Regions from separate parts of the Homo sapiens genome. Here region 1 is linked to region 2. Evidence: chromatin loops called from intact Hi-C (ENCODE). Cell type or tissue: heart left ventricle. All regions are shown on one strand. Each heading gives the region's core, and the rest is flanking DNA. Links, peaks and the distances in the headings are about the cores only.

Region 1 (5,384 bases), core at 61-5,060, 88 kb before region 2:
AAAAAAAAAAAAAAAGCCAATGTCCGTGATTCATGACACTGTTGTCTTTGCACACTGTGGTGCAGACTGCACAGTGGGATGTAACCACATATGTGGCAGAGTAGTCCCAAGCGTTTGGCAGCCTCACTACAATGCAGCCACTCACATTTCAGTGCAGCCTTGGCGATTAGGCCTCACCTCATACATCAGCCAGAGGCTCTCAGCAGTGCTCTGTTGACAAAGAGTGTGAGGCTGCTGGGCTCAGAAAAGAAGGGCAAGGAAATTGATTAGCAGTGTCTGCCCAGGGCACTCAGGAGCATACCACAGAATCGCCATCTCTTCCTAACCACAGTGCACATCTCAGCCACCTGAGGAGGATTAAAAAAATACACAGGCCAGGGCGCTATCTGCAAAGCTGGTGAGTCAGGCACCTGCAGTGGAGCCGGGCATTTTAAATAACCTTCAGGGGCTTCTGGAGACACCTCCAGTTGAGGTGCCACATCACACAAGTCAGCAACACAACCCATATTCTGGTCAGGAATTCCAGCAGAGTAAGGTTAAACAGGTCTTATTTTTGTCACAGTTCTTGCTAAGCAGAAGCAGCCATGTCCCTCCTCTTGGGGCTGGCTTACTGAGCATCTTGTGATCATTTTAGTCATCTCCTGTGGAGAGCTCCCGATTCCCCCCAATGGCCACCGCATCGGAACACTGTCTGTCTACGGGGCAACAGCCATCTTCTCCTGCAATTCCGGATACACACTGGTGGGCTCCAGGGTGCGTGAGTGCATGGCCAATGGGCTCTGGAGTGGCTCTGAAGTCCGCTGCCTTGGTAAGTGACCTCTGCAGGCCTATCCTGCCCAGTTTTTCTCCTTGAGATAGATTAGATCTTTCCAAAGCTGAGATCCAGTCTTTAAACAGTATCATTTCACCTATTGACATAAAATGCTTAATCCAAACACCAACTATTGGCCATCAGGCATGACTAAAACCCTGGAACAGCTTCTCCTGGGCCACCCAAAAGAAGGAGAAGAACCTCAGATCTAAAGAGACAAGCTTTTGAGGGGTTCTCATTCTGGTTAGAAAGACAATCCCTTCCTATTGGCCTTTGTATAATGAGTGAAGCCCCAGTCTCCATTTTTGGCAAATTTGCAGACGCATTCCTGTAACACACCTAAAATACCTTTTATATTATCTATTAGCAAATTTTACACACAACATATAGATCTATACATATATACTAAGCAAATTACAGAAACATAAAACAACCTGGCTTCCAAAGGACAAAGTTATCATTTCCTCCATGGCTAATCCACTCCCTGGTTCTATGGTTCTGTCTCCTCTCACACCTTTCTTGGACCCCTGGAGTCTAAAAGAGGGCCCCAGCCACATAAACCTAATAGGATAGATTGAATGGTCTGTCCTGGGGTGAACAGTGCTGTCTTGCCACTGTCTCAGGCCCATTAAGGACACAGTCACAGGTTATTTCCACAGAGAGCCAAAGGAAGCTGGTAGAAATGCCAGGAATATATTCTACCCAAATCCCATATAATAAAAAGAATTCACCTAGGTGCTACTCAAGGAGAAGGAAGGAAAGATGAATTTAGCCAAACCATCTGTTTTTACATAGTTGTTTCAACACAGCCAGGTTTTGACTGCCTTAATGTAGACAATGGTGCCCTCCATGCAGCAGATGCTCGGTGAAAAACAAGATGCCCAGGCTAGGTGTGGTGGCTCACGCCTGTAATCCCAGCACTTTGGGAAGCAAAGGCGGGTGGATCATTTGAGGCCAGGAGTTCGAGACCAGCCTGGCCAACATGGTGAAATCCATCTCTACTAAAAATACAAAAATTAGCTGGGTATGGTGGTGGATGCCTGTAGTCCCAGCTACTTGGGAGGCTAAGGCAGGAGAATCCCTTGAACCTAGGAGGTGGACATTGCAGTGAGCCAAGATCGTGCCACTGCAGTCCAGCCTGGCAGACAGAGCAAGATCTTGTCTCAAAAAAAAAAAAAAAAGATGCTCCTGAGTTTGAGTTTTTGGGGGCGTTTCTTGTTTGTTTGTTTGTTTTTTTATAGAAGGCTTTTTTGTATCTGGTTGGTAAGAAAAAGTGGGGGATGATCCTGGGGACAGTGAGGTAACTGATCATTTTGCACACATCTGTGTAGAGACACAGAAACTGAAGCTCAGAAGTGAGTGGCCATTTGGGGTACAACCTTGGGATTTGGGGTGCCAAGTCCTCAACACTATTTTTGTCATGCTGAGGGTTCCTGAAGTCACTCCTAGATTGCTACTCTCAGGGAGAGGTGGGAAAAGTAATGAGTTGTGGGATAGTTGGTCCTTTTCCCCACCATCCCTGTCTCTAGCCACTCAGACCAAGCTCCACTCCATTTTCTATAAGCTCCTCTTCGATGTACTCTCTTCCCCATCCCTCACCAAAGCTGGACACTGTGGGACTCCTGAGCCCATTGTCAACGGACACATCAATGGGGAGAACTACAGCTACCGGGGCAGTGTGGTGTACCAATGCAATGCTGGCTTCCGCCTGATCGGCATGTCTGTGCGCATCTGCCAGCAGGATCATCACTGGTCGGGCAAGACCCCTTTCTGTGTGCGTAAGTATGTCATCCACTCTCCCTAGTCATGGGGCTCAGATTCAACATGGACTTTCTCCCTGTCTCTTAATTAGATTAGCTAGAGGTTTGTTTTAAATATATATATATATATATGATTGCTATTTTTTTTTTCAAAACTGAAAGCATTGTTGATCTAATGTTTTCAGTTCTCTGCATCATTAATCACTGTTTTCACCTTTATTATTTCCTTCCTTGTGATTTCTTTTGGTTTACATTTTTGTTCATTTTCTAGCTTTTGAGTAGGAATTTAATTCATTTATTTTCATTCTTTCATTTCTATTGAGTTTTATTGCTATAAGTGCTTAAGACTATGAAATTTCCTCTGATCACTGCTTTAATTGTATCCTATAGAGTCTAATAATAAATGTTTATTATTTATTAGAAATTCTGTAATTTTGGTATTGATTTCCCCTTTTACATAGAAAATTTTTAATAGAAGGATTTGTTTCTAGGTGGAAGGCCCTTTTTTTTCATTGTGTTATTCATTTCTAATTTTATTGCATTGTATGTAATATTTCTACTTCATGGAATTGACTGAAGCTTTCTTTGTGACCTAATAGTTGGTCAGTTGTTATGAATGTCCCATGTGCACTTGAGAAGAAAGGATATTAGGATGTCATGTTTTATTTATATATTCATGAGATATATCTGATTGATTATGTTGTCTATGTCCTTTACATTCTTACTTTTCACCCACTCAATCTGTTTTATTCTGAGAGATGTGTTTAAAGTTTTCTATTATTAGTGTGTTTCTGTTTTTCCTTGCACTTCCTGTAGTTTCTGTTCTATAAAGATGGTTGCTGTCTTATTTGGTGCATAGATATTCATAACTAGTATCTCCATTGCACATTGTGGTTTTTAGCCTTTAAAGATTACTTTTTTGTCACTTTTAACATTTTTTAGCTAGAATTGTACTTTGCTTGATATTAGGCTTACAACCCCTGCTTTAATTCTTTTGCCTGATGCACCTTTGACCATTCTATTTTAGCCTTCTGCTTCTCTTAGGTGTGATTCTTGTATGCAGTATAAATTGCCTTATAAGCTAACTTAACCATCTTTTTCTTTTAGTTGGTTAGTTAAACTCATTCACATATATTAATATGACTGATATGTTCGGTCTTAATTTTGCCGTCTCCCATTTCCCCCACTTCTCCACCCATGGTAACCACCATTCTGCTCTCTGTTTCTACGTATTTGACTTTTGGAATTATAATATTAGTTTAATTCTATTTTTCTTATAGGTTATTTGGTTGTTTTTTTTTTTTGAGGTTCCTGATTATTTTTCCCTTTATCCTAAAGTCTAATATTTTTACTAGGACATGCTTCAGAGTTAATTATTCCAAGACAATTTCCTTAGGTATTCTATGGGTCTTTGAATATATAGATTCAGGTCTTTCTTTATTTCCAAAGACTTTTCTTGGATTATGGTTTTAAACACTGATATTGCTTTGTTTCCCACTGTTTTTTTTTTCTTCTTCATCAGCTCTGATTATGTGTATGTTGAATCTTCTTTGCCTATCTTCTCTCTCAGCCTCTCTCTCATTATTTTCACCTCTTTATCTCATTTTAATTCCCTTGGTTTTTTGCCTGACTTTCTTGAGTAACTCTTATTAAATTATCATTTGAGAATATTCTTTCTTGGGCCTCTTATAATTTAGTCTTCATTTCTCAGATGGTTTTGTCTTTTTCTTTTATCTCTTTAAAGCATACAATCAGTTATCTTTTATATTCTTCCACCTTTTGTCCATTTGTGCTGTTTAGTTTTTGATTTTCTGATTTTCATGGTGGTTTTTAAAATATCTCCAGATGCTTATTTGAGAATATTTAGTTCAGTTTAGAATGCTGCTACATTTTTCTTACGCTTCACATGTTTTGTTTTTGGTGAGGAGGTTTTCATCAGATGAAATTCTTGAATTCTTTTCTATTTTTTTCTTAAAGTAGCTTCGTATACATTTAGGTTGATGTCTTCTATTCATTTTATGGCTTTAGTGTGGTTTAGTAGTACCCTCTTCTGTCAGTGTTACAAAGTCTTTCTCTCTGATTGTTTTTACTTCTTTATCTCATTTTGATTATCTTGGATGTTTGCCTTTGTTTTGTTTATTTATTTTTTTTAATATAAGGTTTTGTGTGTGGTAAGGAAGAGGTTGTGTGTCCTTCATTTTTGTTTGTTTGCGTGTTTTTCTTTTGTCTTGCAGAACCCCAGGTTTTCCCATCATTGCTTCTTATTCCCTTTATCACTCAGAGGATGTCACTTTCTTTTCTTCCAGAAGCAATGAGGGAGAATCACACACACTTTTATGTCCCTTTTCTGTGGTTGTACATTGACATACCAAGATTTGTTTTCAGTATATTCATATATGAGATGGATTTTCTCCTTCTGGCAGTGATTTTAGATCAGTGTTAAGCCCTTCACCTGCTCCTCTCTTCTCTTTCTCATACAGTCTTGCTCTCCACAAAAGCTTGCAACAGAACCATGAGAAGTAACTCTGCCTGGGCTTAGTGTATATTTCTCTTACATGTAATTTAAAGTTTGTAGCACTCTCTGGCTTCTAGTTAGGCTGCAGGCCTGGGTTTTCTATTATTTATTCTTCTGGTTAATCTGCATTTTTTTGATTTAGGCAATCACTGTTATGCTTAGCTGCCTGGAAGTAATTTGGATAATTCTTCACTTTTTAAATTTCCCTAAAGTGAGCCTTTATGTAAAGTGCAAGTTTTCCTTCTTAATTTTTGTAAGGCAGTTTTTTTATTTTAATTCTTCTTTTGGCTTTTTATAT
Region 2 (5,384 bases), core at 308-5,307:
TGCTCTGGTGCAGGGATGTTGATAGTTAGGGAGGCTTGTCGGGGAGGGATGGGAACTCTCTGTACCTTCTGCTCAATTTTGCTGTGAGTTTGAGCCTAAAATTGCTCTAAAAAATAAAGCCTGTTTTTTAAAAATCCCTGTGCACCTGATGGAGAGGGGGCATCTGACAGAGAGGGGGATTCAACAAGATGGTGATGACAGAAGAAACAAGTAACAATCACAAAATAGCAGAGCTGAAAGATCCCTTTTAGGAAATTACCTTAGGGGCCATTTAGTCCTGTAGGCACCAACCTTTTTCAGGTTCACTTTGAGGAATATTATAACTATATTTCATCCCATTATTAAGACTTGAAAAATTTTACTTGCAGAGAATGCAACTAAGTTATATATCTTGCAATGTAAGATCACAAGCTACATTTGCACCTGAAAAAAACAAGCTCCTCTGCTACTTGTCCATTTGTTTTGAAATTTGTGACCACTCAGGAGCAGGTAGGAAAGTTTAAAAATAAAAAAAGTCACAGTAAAAACAAAAATACATAATAGACAAGATTCCATTACCTTATTTTTTTCTCAATTTTAGAAGCAGTTCAACTTTTGGTCAGCTCACAGGGGCATAATTTGAGAACCTTTGGTCTAATCCAACCCTCTCATTTTACAGATGAAGAATCATAAAGACCTTGATTTAAATCCGTTTTCATCTCTGGGTCTCAAGTTCTTTATGTCCCAACTCTGAAGCCCTAAAACTTCCATTTGTTTCTTCACTGCCACTTAAGACAAACAGCTGGTTTCTTTAAAAGAAATAATATAGGGGGGTGGGGAGGTACATTAAAATAAGGCACACTCTCTCATACTTAGTTCTGTAACTTTATATATTAGTCTCCCTGTATCTTCAATCAGTTTGTAAAGGAATCCAAAGAGCAAAGTCACCGGTCTAAAACCTTTGCTCCCCCAACCTCACACTGTATAGAACTTTACAGTTTAAATGTACAGAAAACCCCTGCCATTTGCAAGGGATATGTTCCCAAACCTGTAATTTCCCCCAGCAAAATGGGGGTAAGTAAAATATCACAAGAATTACTAACTATAACAAGTAGAGAAAAAGTCATGTTTAGAGGAAGGTTCTGGATCCAGCTAAAGGATCTGTTCTACATATACCAGCTTTGAAGCAGGATTCAAAATGTGTGTCATAGCAAAATTATGCATTATATCATGGGCTTTCAGCGGTCACTTGCAAATTGTTGAAACTGCGAATGTTAAATCCATACTTTCATTTCCCTTACCTCAGCTCTATCACGTAGTTATATAAAGTTAGATAAGTTACTTACCTCTCCATCTCTGTTTACCCATTTGGCAAATGGCAATGATAATAGCACCTACCTTATTGGATTGCTGGGTTGATTAGATGAGGGCTATATATATAAGCTTAGACCAGTATCTGACACACAGTGAGTGCTCACAAAATGTCAACTAATATCTCATTTGAGCCTCATGGCTCAAAGGTATTTTAATTCCCATGGTTTGCAGAGGAGGCATCTGACATGCAGTAGAAAGAACAATGACCTTGGAACCTAAGGATTTGGCTTTAGGCTCTGGTCTATTCACTGATGACCTTTGTGGGCCACTTGGCATTTTGTTTTGTTTCGTTTGTATTTTTTGTAGAGACAGGGTTTCACCATGTTGCCCAGGCTGGTCTTGAACTCCTGAGCTCAAGCAATCCACCTGCCTCAACCTCCCAAAGTGCTAGGATTACAGGCGTGAGCCACCACTCCCGGCCAACTTTTTGGCTCTTAGTTTAATCTATAAAATGGGGACAACAGTACTATTTCTGTCTACCTACATTACTGCTATAAGCACTCAGAGACATCACATATGCAGAAAGATTTTGTTAAGTATAAAACACGAGTTAATCATATTGTGAATACGGTAGTGGGAGGCAGTTTGGAGTAGTGGTTAGGCATACCAGCTTTAGAGTTAGAATGCCTGAGTTCAAATCCTGACTCTACCATCTAGCAGCTGTTGAGACCCTGGGCAACTTACCTATCTTTTCTCTGTCTCTGTTTTCTCACTGGTAAAATTAGGATAATAGCACCTATCTCATTAAATTGTTGACAGGACTAAGTGGGTTAATACATGTAAAGCACTTAGAACACTTCCTGGTATACAGTAGTGGTCAATAAGTGTCAGTTCTCAATAACTATTGTTATTTTTATTGTGAATTTGGCAATTATTAACGTAGTCACAACCCTGCTGCCTTGCCTGACCCACTCCTCTGCAGGAGAAGACTGTTTGTCTCACCGACTGTCCTGCAGTCCTGGTCTCTCGGTGCCAATCCTCCACCAAGGCCACAGCCTCCTCACCACTCTCAGGGTGGCGTGCCTGCACCCAGGTCTGGACCTCCCTAGGCAAGATAGTCAGGAACTGCTCCAGCACGAGCAGCTCCAGGATCTGCTCTTTGAGACGGATCTCCGGCCTCAGCCAACGACAGCAGAGAGCCCAGAGCTGGCTGAAGGCCTCGTGGGGTCCAGCTGCATCCCTGTATTGGAATTGCCTGAAGCGCTGGCGGGAGGCCTCTGGGCCAGAGACAGAGCCACGGTCCTTCTCCCAGAGTTTGGATTCTGATCCCCAAGAGTCCTCTTCCAGTTTCACAATCAGGAGTTCTTCAGGCTCTGGCTGCGGAGATGCCTGGGCTTGCAATTCCAGGGCCATAGCCATTGTCTAACCCAGACACCTCACTTCAGCTATGCTGACCTCATCCAATGTCTTCCTGCATCTACGGTGAGTCCTTCAAGAGGCTCCTAGAAAAGGGACTGCTCCCCAAGGCTCTAAGGCAGAAAGACAAAGGATAGAGTGTGAGCAAAAGGATGCAGAAGCTTCATTCTCCCCCTTCCCCCATATCTTCCGCCACCTTTGCATGGGGGCAGAGGTGCTAAGAGATGCCCCTTTCCCATAGGCAGGAAGTAAGGCCACAATCTGGCACCAAAGCCAGTAGCACCTACCTTACTTGACTGCTGGGTTGATTAGATGAGGGATCTATATATAAAAAGCTTAGACCAGTGTCTGACACAGTGAGTGCTCACAAAATGTCAATTAATATCTCATTTGAGCCTCACACTTTGGAGGAAGACAGCACTGTATTCAATCCTCTAGGTCATGCCTGAACACCTTAGCCTGGCATCCCACACCTCCATGATCTGGTCCAGTGTAGACTTCCTCCCTTCTACACATGTCCAAAGTCCAACCTTCCCTCAAGTTGGGTTCCAAATGTCACCCCCTTCCTAAGGCCTTTCTTCCCTAATCTTAAAGCTTGGCTGGCATTCCTCTAAGGATGTTCTCCTTGCAAAATCCAACAACTCTATGCTATCCCCTGGTCATCCCACCTATTTGGCATTATTCATCATCCCTATACATGACTCCTAAAACTCCAGCAAGGACCTGTTTCCAGACCTCCAGACCCCAAAATCCAAACCCCTTCATGACACTTCTACTTGACTGTCCCTTAGGCACCTCAAACTCAATGAGTCAAAAACTGGATTTGTTATTTTCTCCTGCAATCATGTCTGCCTTCTGAAGCTCCCCCTTCAGTGAAGGCACTGCCATCAAGTTCTCCACACCAGAAACCTGGTCATCATCATTCTCTAAGATCCCCAAATCCAATTCATCACCACGCTGTGTCCACTTGGCATCTCCATCTCCAATGCTACCACTTCAGTGCAGAGAATCATCATGTCTTCCACCTGATCAGTCTCCTAACACGTCCCTGCCTCCACTCACCTCACCCCAACCTCTGCTCTATTGTTTGCACAACAACCAAACTAGATCAAAGCCTGACTACACCACCTCCCTGCTAAACACCCTCCAGTGATCTACCATTTCCCTCAGGACAAAGCACAAGCCTTACCCAAGTCTCCAACTCGTCTCTTTACCATGCTCCACTAGTCATGGTGCTCCAGAAGCACAGCTTCCAGATCTTACACCACGCTGCCCTCTGAACCTTCCCCTCTTTGGGAAGGTCTCCTTTGGGAATGGTCTCCTCCCTTCCTTCAGCTAGCAAGGTCTCAGCTTAAATTGCTCTTTTTCCGTAAGGCCTTCCCTGCACCCTGAAACAAGATTCAGTCCTCGACCACAAGCTCCCATAGCATCTTACATTTTCTCTACCATAGCCCAGATCATGCTTTACTGTAATTTTCTTACCCACTAGATCATTAGCTTCCCAAGAGACCTAGCACAGTGCTCAGCACATATAGGAAGTACTCAATAAATAATAAAGTCACGAATGATTGACTAATGATGATGGTGTGTCATTAAGCAAGGATTGCAATTAATCCCTTTCTGTGCACACTAGATAAAAAATAAATGACCTTCGCGCTCATGCCAAAAGGAATTCCTTTCTCTTTTATTTCCATGTCTCTGTGACACTTACCACTTTCTACACTGTATGAGACATTGTATGAGAAGGATGTGCGTATCTATGTGTGTCCCAGAGGAGATTACAGCCTCTCTGATGGCACCCATGCTGGGTTATTTGAAAAAATGAGCTCTCTGTGTCATCCCAACAAGTCTGGGTGACATAAAAAATGCCCACTCAAAGGAGATCATTAGCTGCTTCCAAGTGGGAATGACACAACTGAATTGAGAATGGAGAGATGGTGGTATTTTTCATTTTGGGCAATCTGACTGGACTGAAGAGAAACAAGACAAGGGTAATAAAAATTAAAGTCTTGCCCTAAAGGCCTCCATATGCTTAGGAAGAGGCTTAAAGCACAACTCATGGCTACCTGGCAGCTTCCTACTCATCCTTCAACCACCAGCTCAAATGTCACCTCCTTTGATAGGAGTTCCTTGACATGCCCTTTTCATGTCCTGCCCTCCAAGAATTGCCTCCCTGATCCTATATCACCAAAGCAATTGGTACATACCTCTAATATAGGTATTATCCTACACTATTGTAGTTACCTGTTACTATATCTGACACCCACATTATACTATATTACTAGAATCAGTATTGTATGTTACTAATTTCTGTATCCACAGTGCTCAACCCAGTATCTGATAAATAGCAGGGCCATTAAAAAGTTTTATTACCATGTATTAAAATGATAAACCTGGCGTATCAAAAGCCTAATGGGATACAGATATTCCATAATTTATATTAAACTAAACTATTTCTGTCTACCTACATTACTGCTATAAGCACTCAGAGAGATCACATATGTAGAAAGATTTTGCCTTTCATGAAATTTCTTTTTGAACCTAAAGAATTCGCCTTTCATGAAATTTCTTTTTGAACCACAACCTTATTGATGCATGAGTTCAAACACATTTCTGTCACCCTCTCACACAAGGAGCAATTCATCAATCATTTATAGAGTACCAGCTATACCCTG

What was found. Hi-C counts contacts between places; a loop is a spot of excess contacts. Peaks named below come from ENCODE experiments on the same cell type or tissue, not always from the same donor. Only the 100,000 strongest peaks of a DNase experiment are listed, where the experiment ranks them.
Region 1: a loop joins it to region 2, with 2.6 times the contacts of the local background. A loop is called at or near these places in 12 of 110 quality-filtered maps.

The regions. Positions count from the first base shown.
Region 1 is chr1:33,564,798-33,570,181 of GRCh38, reverse strand. It overlaps CSMD2 (CUB and Sushi multiple domains 2), which reads left to right. Exons shown (of 71, transcript NM_001281956.2): 52 at 635-808; 53 at 2,341-2,589. Among named protein-coding and RNA genes, the nearest start is that of ZSCAN20, 95 kb to the right of the region's middle. In heart left ventricle, for the core only: no CTCF peak of the experiment used is centred there; no DNase peak of the experiment used is centred there.
Region 2 is chr1:33,476,617-33,482,000 of GRCh38, reverse strand. It overlaps ZSCAN20 (zinc finger and SCAN domain containing 20), which reads right to left. Exons shown (of 8, transcript NM_001377376.1): 2 at 2,296-2,822. The coding sequence starts at 2,712. Among named protein-coding and RNA genes, the nearest start is that of ZSCAN20, 6.7 kb to the right of the region's middle. In heart left ventricle, for the core only: no CTCF peak of the experiment used is centred there; a DNase peak (open chromatin) is centred at 2,517.